Regions from separate parts of the Homo sapiens genome. Here regions 1 and 2 are each linked to region 3. A link is a contact called in ENCODE Hi-C data. All regions are on one chromosome and are shown on one strand. Each heading gives the region's core, a stretch centred on a gene start or an enhancer-like site at or near the end of the contact. The rest is flanking DNA. Distances are from core to core; before and after follow the strand shown.

Evidence for each region. Hi-C counts contacts between places; a loop is a spot of excess contacts on that map. Pooled maps may share reads with other maps.
Region 1: a pooled map shows a loop between it and region 3 (4-fold over the local background). The contact joins the promoter of PTPRC here to the enhancer-like site in region 3. A Hi-C loop is called at or near these places in 2 of 37 single-sample maps with no recorded cell type and 6 of 50 pooled maps.
Region 2: a loop to region 3 is called in a pooled map, with 6 times the contacts of the local background. The contact joins two enhancer-like sites. A Hi-C loop is called at or near these places in 3 of 37 single-sample maps with no recorded cell type and 10 of 50 pooled maps.

The regions. Positions count from the first base shown.
Region 1 is chr1:198,637,702-198,640,599 of GRCh38, forward strand. PTPRC (protein tyrosine phosphatase receptor type C) reads left to right here and starts at 1,339. Exons shown (of 33, transcript NM_002838.5): 1 at 1,339-1,436; 2 at 1,525-1,640. The coding sequence starts at 1,568.
Region 2 is chr1:198,601,216-198,604,021 of GRCh38, forward strand. No RefSeq gene overlaps it. Among named protein-coding and RNA genes, the nearest start is that of PTPRC, 36 kb to the right of the region's middle. Within about 2 kb of position 1,381, at least 2 of the 41 ENCODE cell types and tissues checked have a DNase peak (open chromatin) inside an H3K27ac peak, as active enhancers do.
Region 3 is chr1:198,257,363-198,260,213 of GRCh38, forward strand. All of the region lies in intron 3 of NEK7 (NIMA related kinase 7), which reads left to right. Among named protein-coding and RNA genes, the nearest start is that of NEK7, 100 kb to the left of the region's middle. Within about 2 kb of position 1,294, at least 2 of the 41 ENCODE cell types and tissues checked have a DNase peak (open chromatin) inside an H3K27ac peak, as active enhancers do.

The DNA of each region.
Region 1 (2,898 bases), core at 89-2,588, 380 kb after region 3:
CAACTAACCTCTCTGAACATCACAGATAAAATGGGGAATAATAACATTATCTAGCTCAAGGGTATCGTACAAATTATACAATATATGTAAAGTGCAAAGCATAGTTCCTGCACATAGTAAGTGCTCCATAAGTTAAATATAATAATAATCATAGTAAAATAATATTCTTAACTACAATCTTATTAAAAGGTTATTACCTAGAGTTTAAGCTGTGGGGTTATTTCCATTTGCACAAAGTGTGATAGAAATTTGGCTCTGTAGTTCCTAGCAGCCAATGTAAGAGTAAAACAAAAAAGTTTGTAAGTATCAAAAGATTTATTTACTTAAATATAAGAACCCTACAATAATGCTTCCAAACTAGGGTTTGCAGAATTACCACAAGGGCTCTGTCTGTCTAAAAGTCCCCCAAGCATTATCTATTGTTCAAATAAATGAGTTGCACATGTGTGTACTTTTATTTTTAAAGGCATATAGATATTGTATTAATAAAACCAATTCATCTAATTGTATTGTTGAATTTATACTTTTTGCCAGTAAGCATTTTCCTAATAGATGGACTTAACTAAGAACATCAGAATGGTGAAGAGCATTGTGTTAATACAATTCATTGTCTTATTTGTTAAAAAAGTTGAAAAAGTATTGCTGAGAAAAAGGAAACAAGTTAACTTTTGTTAAAGGTATCTCTTGGTTTTCACTGTCCTTTCCCTCATCAGTAGCGCCAAGAACATCTTAAGTCACAGAAACATTAGTTTTTGGAAGCAGGGTTTGCTGTAACTATAGTAGAAATGACATTCTGATTCCACTCCTAGCTTCACAAGGATATCTGTGAAAGATTTGGGGCAAAACTGTTAAGCTGTCTGAAAGTGCTTTTGCATAAGAAATGGGTTTTACTGCTAAAACTGTCATATTGCTGAGTTTTGAATGCCCTAATGGTAAATGATACTGGGTTGCCAAAAATAACCAGATTAGTAGTTTTTTCATTCATTTGGCCGTCTCAGTAAGTCAAATATTGATACTTTCTACTAAGTCATCTTGCCAACACCCATTTTGTTATACTTATGCTGAATCTGTTTGTCATCTCTTAAGTAAGAAAATTATTGATTATTTTGTGGGGATTTAATTTAAAAAAAATGGTAATGGATACTGTAAAGGAGCATTATTTGGATGGTTTAAAAACATCTTCCTTGATGGGAAAATCTTTTAAAAGGCTTTCTAACTTGGTGTAATTACTTGAATTAAGGAAGTGCAATGCCATTCTACTGACTTAGAACAACTTTTTTGACTTCCTGCAAAGAGGACCCTTACAGTATTTTTGGAGAAGTTAGTAAAACCGAATCTGACATCATCACCTAGCAGTTCATGCAGCTAGCAAGTGGTTTGTTCTTAGGGTAACAGAGGAGGAAATTGTTCCTCGTCTGATAAGACAACAGTGGAGAGTATGCATTTATTTATTTACTTTTACATTTTTGATTCGTTTTTACAGAGAAAAACTTCTACAGAGATAACAATTATTTTGCTTTTCAGAAGGACGCATGCTGTTTCTTAGGGACACGGCTGACTTCCAGATATGACCATGTATTTGTGGCTTAAACTCTTGGCATTTGGCTTTGCCTTTCTGGACACAGAAGTATTTGTGACAGGTAAGTACAAGGATATTAATATTTTTTAAATTATTTTTTCTCTTTTGGAGGAATGTTTGAAATAGACATAAAAATAATTTAAATGTGTTGGTAACTGGAAGTGAGAAGCCTGCTGTAAACCATCAAGATTGTTGTCTCAGGGAGACATAGCTAGTTGTGTGACAGAATACATTGTTTCTGTTTACAAAGACATAAATGTTTCGGGACAAAAAATACAATTTTAAAAGGAAAGCAATGTCTATCTGTATCTTTATTTACAACTGTTCAAAGATATTACAAAAGCAACATTATTACTTAACTTCCAAAGTGACAATAACACACATTTATAAAAGCCTGAGAATTTTTTAATGATAAAATAAGTGAGTTTTTATTCTTTTAACAAATTTGATCTTTTAAAAAGTCATAAAACAGCTTTGGTTGTATGTAAGCCACTCCCTCTTTTCAGACCTGAAGTTTGCTTCCTCAAATTTTGAATTTAATTGACATATTTTATTGAATACTTGGGTATATAATAGTTCAAAAATATATTGAGATATTTAGTAAAATATTAACTTTCTGCAATTTTTATCACAGAATGTATTTTAAATCAAGTTTTTAGTTTCTTGTTAATAGTTTTAATACATTTTTGCTTTAGAAATTCTTGTGGAGCCACCGCCCTTCCTGGGTGGTGGGTAAATATTACAGCCTTGATGAGATAGAAATATTTAAACTCTTAAAAATCATGCAAATGCTGTATTCAGTAGGAAAATGCAACTAGTTGGACTTCCAGTGCCTATTAAAGTTTGAAATCTTTGCACATTTATGGTCTATTCAATGGATAGTTCTTGAGCGGCGTCAATATGAATCATGAGTACATTTCAATAGATTATAGAATGTAACTAATAATTAATATTTAATATTTCTCTTTATGATGTAGTATCTAAAAGGACATTGAAAATAAAATTTTTGTAGAAATTCCAAAAAGTATAAAAAGTATTTTAAAACAACTTGCTTATTACAATTCACTTTGAAGTCTTTTTTTGACTTTTACCGTTCTTCTTTCCTCTGAAAGTCAGGGAAGTAGCTACCTCTTGAGCATGTTACATTGACAATTTCTATTTGGAGAGGAAAGAAAGAGGAAAGAAAAACAACATAAGATTTTTGTTGTTGTTGTTGTGGCTGTTTTGCTTTTTATTGCAAAGGTGAATTTTTTAAAAATCTATATATTTGCAGCATTTGTCTTAGTACAGAAAATGTTTATCAAGTTACCATCCCTTTA
Region 2 (2,806 bases), core at 131-2,630, 340 kb after region 3:
CAAATTTCTGCAGCTGGCTTGAATTTTTCCCAAAACATGGGTTTTTCTTTTCTACTGCATGGCCAGGCTGCAAATTTTCTAAACTTCTATGCTCTGCTTCTCTTTTAAATATAAGTTCAAGATTCAGATAATCTATGTTCATGCATATGAGCATATATTTTAGAAACAGCCAGGTCACATCTTGAATGCTTTGCTGCTTAGAAATTTCTCCCGCCAGATACCCTAAATCATCTCTCTCAGGTTCAAAGTTCCACAGATCTCTAGTGCAGAGGCAAATGACACCAGTCTGTTTGCTTAAAGGATAGCAAGAGTGACCTTTACTCCAGTTCCCAGTATGTTCTTCATCTCCATTTGAGAACACCTCAGCTTGGACTTCATTGTCCATATCACTATTGGCATTTTGGTCAAAACCATTCAACAAGTCTCTAGGAAGTTCTAAACTTTCCCACATATTCCTATCTTCTGAGCTTTCAAAACTTTTCTAACTTCTGCCTATTACCCAGTTCCAAAGTCAGTTGCACATTTTCAGGTATCTTTATAGCAATACCCCACCCTTCTGTTACCAATTTTCTGTATTAGTGTGTCCTCACACTGCTATAAAGAACTACCTGAGACTGGGTAATTTATGAAGAAAAAAGGTTTAATTGACTCATAGTTCTTCAGGCTTAACAAGAAGCATGAATGGGAAGCCTCAGGAAACTTACAATCATGGCAGAAGGTGAAGGGGAAGCAAACACTTTATTCACATGGTGGCAGGAGAGAGAGAGTGAGCAAAAGTGGAAGTCCCACACACTTTTAAACCATCAGATCTTGTGAGAATTCACTTGCTATCATGAGAACAGCATGGGGGAAATCCAGCCCCTGTGAGTCAATCATCTCCCAAGAGGTTCTTCCCCCAACTTTGGGAATTACAATTCAACATGAGATTTGGGTGGGGGCAGAGCCAAACCACATCAATATTTATTGCCTTCTTAACAAGATGTCTGGAGTAGGATATTTCAGTTTTGATTTATCAGAATTCTGGGTGAATATTTAGTGATTTATAGGACTTCTTAACACTGCTACCCAGAAATGACACCTCACTTGCATTCCCATTTTATTGGTCCAAGCAACTATGATGACAAGACTATTCAGGCATGAGGAGAGACAGCCAAATCACATTATTAAACCAAGTTGTGGCTCATGGCTCACATGTCAGAGAACACAAGGAGAAAGTGAAGCGACATCTACAGTAGAGCAAGGGAAAGACTAGGGAGAACAGGATAAGGGAGAGAGTGAGGAAAGAGCGAGACAAGAGGTGGTATATCTGACTCTCTTCTTTTATCAGATAAGAAACATCTTTCTAGGAACACATGCAGCAGAAGCATGCTTTCACTCACTTCTTGTTGGCAATAACAAGTCTACCTGGCACTCCCTAGCTATAAGGGAAGTTGAAAAAGGAAGTATCTGACTTTTTAAAAATTTGTTGTGAAAAGAGAGAGGAGTTAGGGAACCCCCATTAGATAATTTAGTCAACTATGACTTCCATATTCCTCCCACTCAATGGTAAATGATTAAAAAGTAGTTTAGTAGGTCAGCCCCAGAATTCACTTCATTACCCAGCTTCATCATCAAAACTATACTTTAATTCAAAATTCAAAATATTATGTCATCCAGTTTATCAAGAAGCCCATATAGTTTTGATATTTTCTTTTGATTTCTGTATGAATTTGTCATGAAACTTTTAATTTCTTTACAAACAGGTTTCTGATTTTGAACCTTTCCACCTTCAAATTTCACCCTCACCCTCATCACCCTCTTCAAATTCAAAGCCTCAAGTCTTGTCAATCTTACCTCAAAACTATATCTGGATCCTGTTGATTTTTCTCCATCTCTTTCTTTCCATTCTTTTTTCCAAGCATCAAGCATCATTAATTTTCATTTTGACCAATGCGCTAGCTCCCTGGCTGATATCCTTACATCAGTTCTTGGATCTCCATAGTACATGCATCATATTATGCAAAGTTTTTAAAGGAGAGCTTTTAAAAATGTAAGTCAGATTAATTTTTTTTTGAAAAATAGCAAAAAAAAAGGAATAAAAATGTAAGTTAGATTTTGTAACTCCTTGCTTAAAACTTTTGATAATCTTCCCATTGTGCAACTCCTAAACTCCTTAGGGTGGACCACACCCCACTGAGAATTACTTGAGTAAAGGGACTGTAACTGTTTTGCTAACATCATACATATAGCAAAAGGAAAATAGGACAGTGCCTGTTATTTATATGTATGCGTGTGTGTAAGTGTGTGCATGCATAGGTGTGCAGGTGTGTGTGTTACATGAAAAAATAAATGATAGAATTGTAATTATTATTATAGTTTCTATAAGATTTATAGTAGAAACTCTTTAAACAAGCTCCTCACTTTTACCAAAGGCCGCTTTCATATACAATTGGATAATGTGATCATCTAGCCAAGGAGGTAAAATAATATTGATTAAAGCCATGTAAATACTGAGATAATGTATATAAATATGTAAATACCTAACAGACTATTATCAATTCTGTAATTTTATAGGACCCTCCTACATTAAGCATTGAAATTTTGTCTAAAAATATTAGTTGGATCCACCATTTCACCAATTTGAAACGATACTTGAAGGCTATTCTTTTAACATTTGACTACATAAAGCTAATAAAATATCTAGTGATGAAAAAAGAAACTGCTATATGAAATAATATATCTGGTTTACTCTACAGATACACCTAAGTATGAAGACATAAATATGATCTAGAAGTAACATAAAATATTAACGATGTTTTTGTATTAG
Region 3 (2,851 bases), core at 44-2,543:
TAAGTTACTTTTTATCATCTTAAGTTTAGATTCTGCATGTTTGCATATAATTAGAAATTAGGATTATATATGATCAGAAATTTGTGGACAATGATAGCACTTCCATAATACATAGGCTGATTTTAATATATTCGTAACCTCTGTGGCTCTGCCTTCAATCTCTTTTTCAGTGTTCATTGTGATTAATAAATTTATCTTGCAGCTTTTATGAACTTCATTTAATCTCTATAGACTTCCTTTCAGATTTCCAATTGTTATTTGAATAAATGAAAACTAAGCATTTGTAAGAATAATTCATAAATGACATTTAAAAGATACAGAACAATTTGGTAAATTAATGTTAGTTTTTACTTGTCAAGGTGGAATAGGCTTTTATCTTTAAAATTAAAGCTTTTTAATTTTAATTACTTGTACTTGCAATCTTAAGCATTTCTAAGCAGATAAGAAACAGAAAATTTCCAGTTTTATGGATTGTTTAACATTTTGGGGTTAAACTACTATATGGCAGACACTGTACTTGACAATAGGGACACAATAGTGGGACACAATAATTAAATCCAACATTTTTGTGTGGAAAATAGACAATAAATCAAATAATTATAGCAAAAAATAAATCAAATAATTATAGCCAAAAAGGAAATGACCATGCTGTGGTATTAGAGACAAACTAGAGGAGGAGAGCATTTTAGATAGAGTGTGCAGCAAAGGCCTCTCCGAGGATGTGAAATTTAAGCGTAGGTGGAGGATAAGGAGTCAGTCATCTGAAGGGTAGTGACAGGAAGGTTCCAGCTGTAGAGCCGGGCACGGTGACTCAACGCCTGTAATCCCAGCATTTTGGGAGGCTGAGGCGGGCAGATGACGAAGTCAAGAGATCAAGACCATCCTGGCCAACATGGTGAAACCCTGTCTCTACTAAAAATACAAAAATTAGCTGGGTGTGGTGGCACACGCCTGTAGTCCCAGCTACCTGGGAGGCTGAGGCAGGAGAATCGCTTGAACCCGGGAGGTGGAGGTTACAGTGAGCCAAGATCACGCCACTGCACTCCAGCCTGGAGACAAAGCAAGACTCTCTCAAAAAAGAAAAACAACAACAACAAAAACTTGCTTAGTATATATTTTTAAGTACTTTGTTTTCTGCATTTTAAATGGTCTTTCTTCTAACAATTTGACATATGCCTTTTTAAGGGGATATTTCTGTTAAGTTACTAGAAGGATTTCATTTCCTTTTAAAGAAATCTAGTGTTAACCTTTTCAGTTTCATTAGCTATGAGTAATTTTGGCAAAATTTTAAGATGACAAAAGAAAACCTTTAAAATGATTCAGAGAATACCAAGAATTTATCAGTCATTACTTGCCTAACCACAGCTCATCCCTTGCTCTTACCAAGTATAAAATGAGTTTAAAAACCTGAAGAAACTTTGGTGGAGCTGAATGAAAATGATGCCTCCTAAAGACTTGTTTGTACATATTATATGCAAGATATTCTTACAAAGTCCATATTTTCACCCAAGACATACTGCTTTTTCTTGCTCATGAAATCATCGGACAGCTTTGAATCTGTGTTTGGGAATGATGTAATCTAAATATTCATTATTATTTATTTTTGTCTTGACTTGTTGGCTGAGAGAAAAAGAAAGATAAGATACTTCTGAATTTCCAGTTAAATGTATTTGTAAATGTATTTTGCTCAGAATTTAGTTTTGCTTTAGATGTGCCATCAATGCTTATTTCTCCCTGTGTTTGAGGAGTGACTTTTGATATTATTGAAAATTCAGTTAAAAATAAAAGTCAATTTGTAATTCTAAATTAATTTTTATAACTTGAATTAAAGATTTTCTATGTAGCATGTTTCTATCTTGATATGTTGTATCTTGTTATGGTTTCCTAAAACTCTTATACATCTATTATTCATTCTTATCTCACTCACCCTCTTTTGTTTTTAAAAATGTTGTTCCACATCATAGAGACATTGATTACTGAGAGATTAAATACATATATGTCTCCAAGTTTGTGATTTTCTTCATTTTAATTACTGGTACTATATGGGCATTATTCTTTCTCTGCCTCCTAAAACAAACAAACAAAAATACCAGGAATTACATCAAGATCTGATATACTTACAATTTTGTGCTTTCCAGTATATCTTTGATTTATCTCAAATTCCTTGTAAATAGCATTTCCTGAGAATGGCATCAGCATTTATGATGTGTCAAGAATCAGTTATTTCTCATGCCATTTTGATTTAAAGTGCAAGTAGTCTGTGTGTGTGTGTTTCATACCTATAACTAATATCAAGTTCAAATTTTTCTGTTTCCATTAGTGTTTGTTTTATTGTTTAACATGTTGATATAATAATCCCTTTGGGGGAATGAATGGCATTTCTATGTGAAATTGCTAAATGTAAAGCTTATTCCTTCAGTTCAAGAACTTTCGATTTTACACACACACTCACACACACACACACATATATATTTTCCTGAAGGGCATTACGCATTCCTGCTTATATAAATCAGTTATTGAGAGCCCTTCCAGCCAGCCATGCTCACCCCCATTAAGGTTCTTACATCACTTTGAACAAGTAGCACTTACAAGTTGCGTGTTAATTTTCTGTGTTGCAGTCTGCATTCTGCATCTGACACTGTGCATCTTAAAGGACTGCAAGATGGTTTTCTTATTTGTATCTGTAATAAAATCTGATAGTAAGATGGCATTCAGCATGGATTTTTATATGTAGAAAGGGTGGGCATTAACAGTTTAAGCTTGTCTGTACTCAGGATCAGGTTATTCATATTAATAATTTGTGTGTAGAGTTAAAACTATGATGCTCTTGGAGAAAATTTCTGCAAGGTTT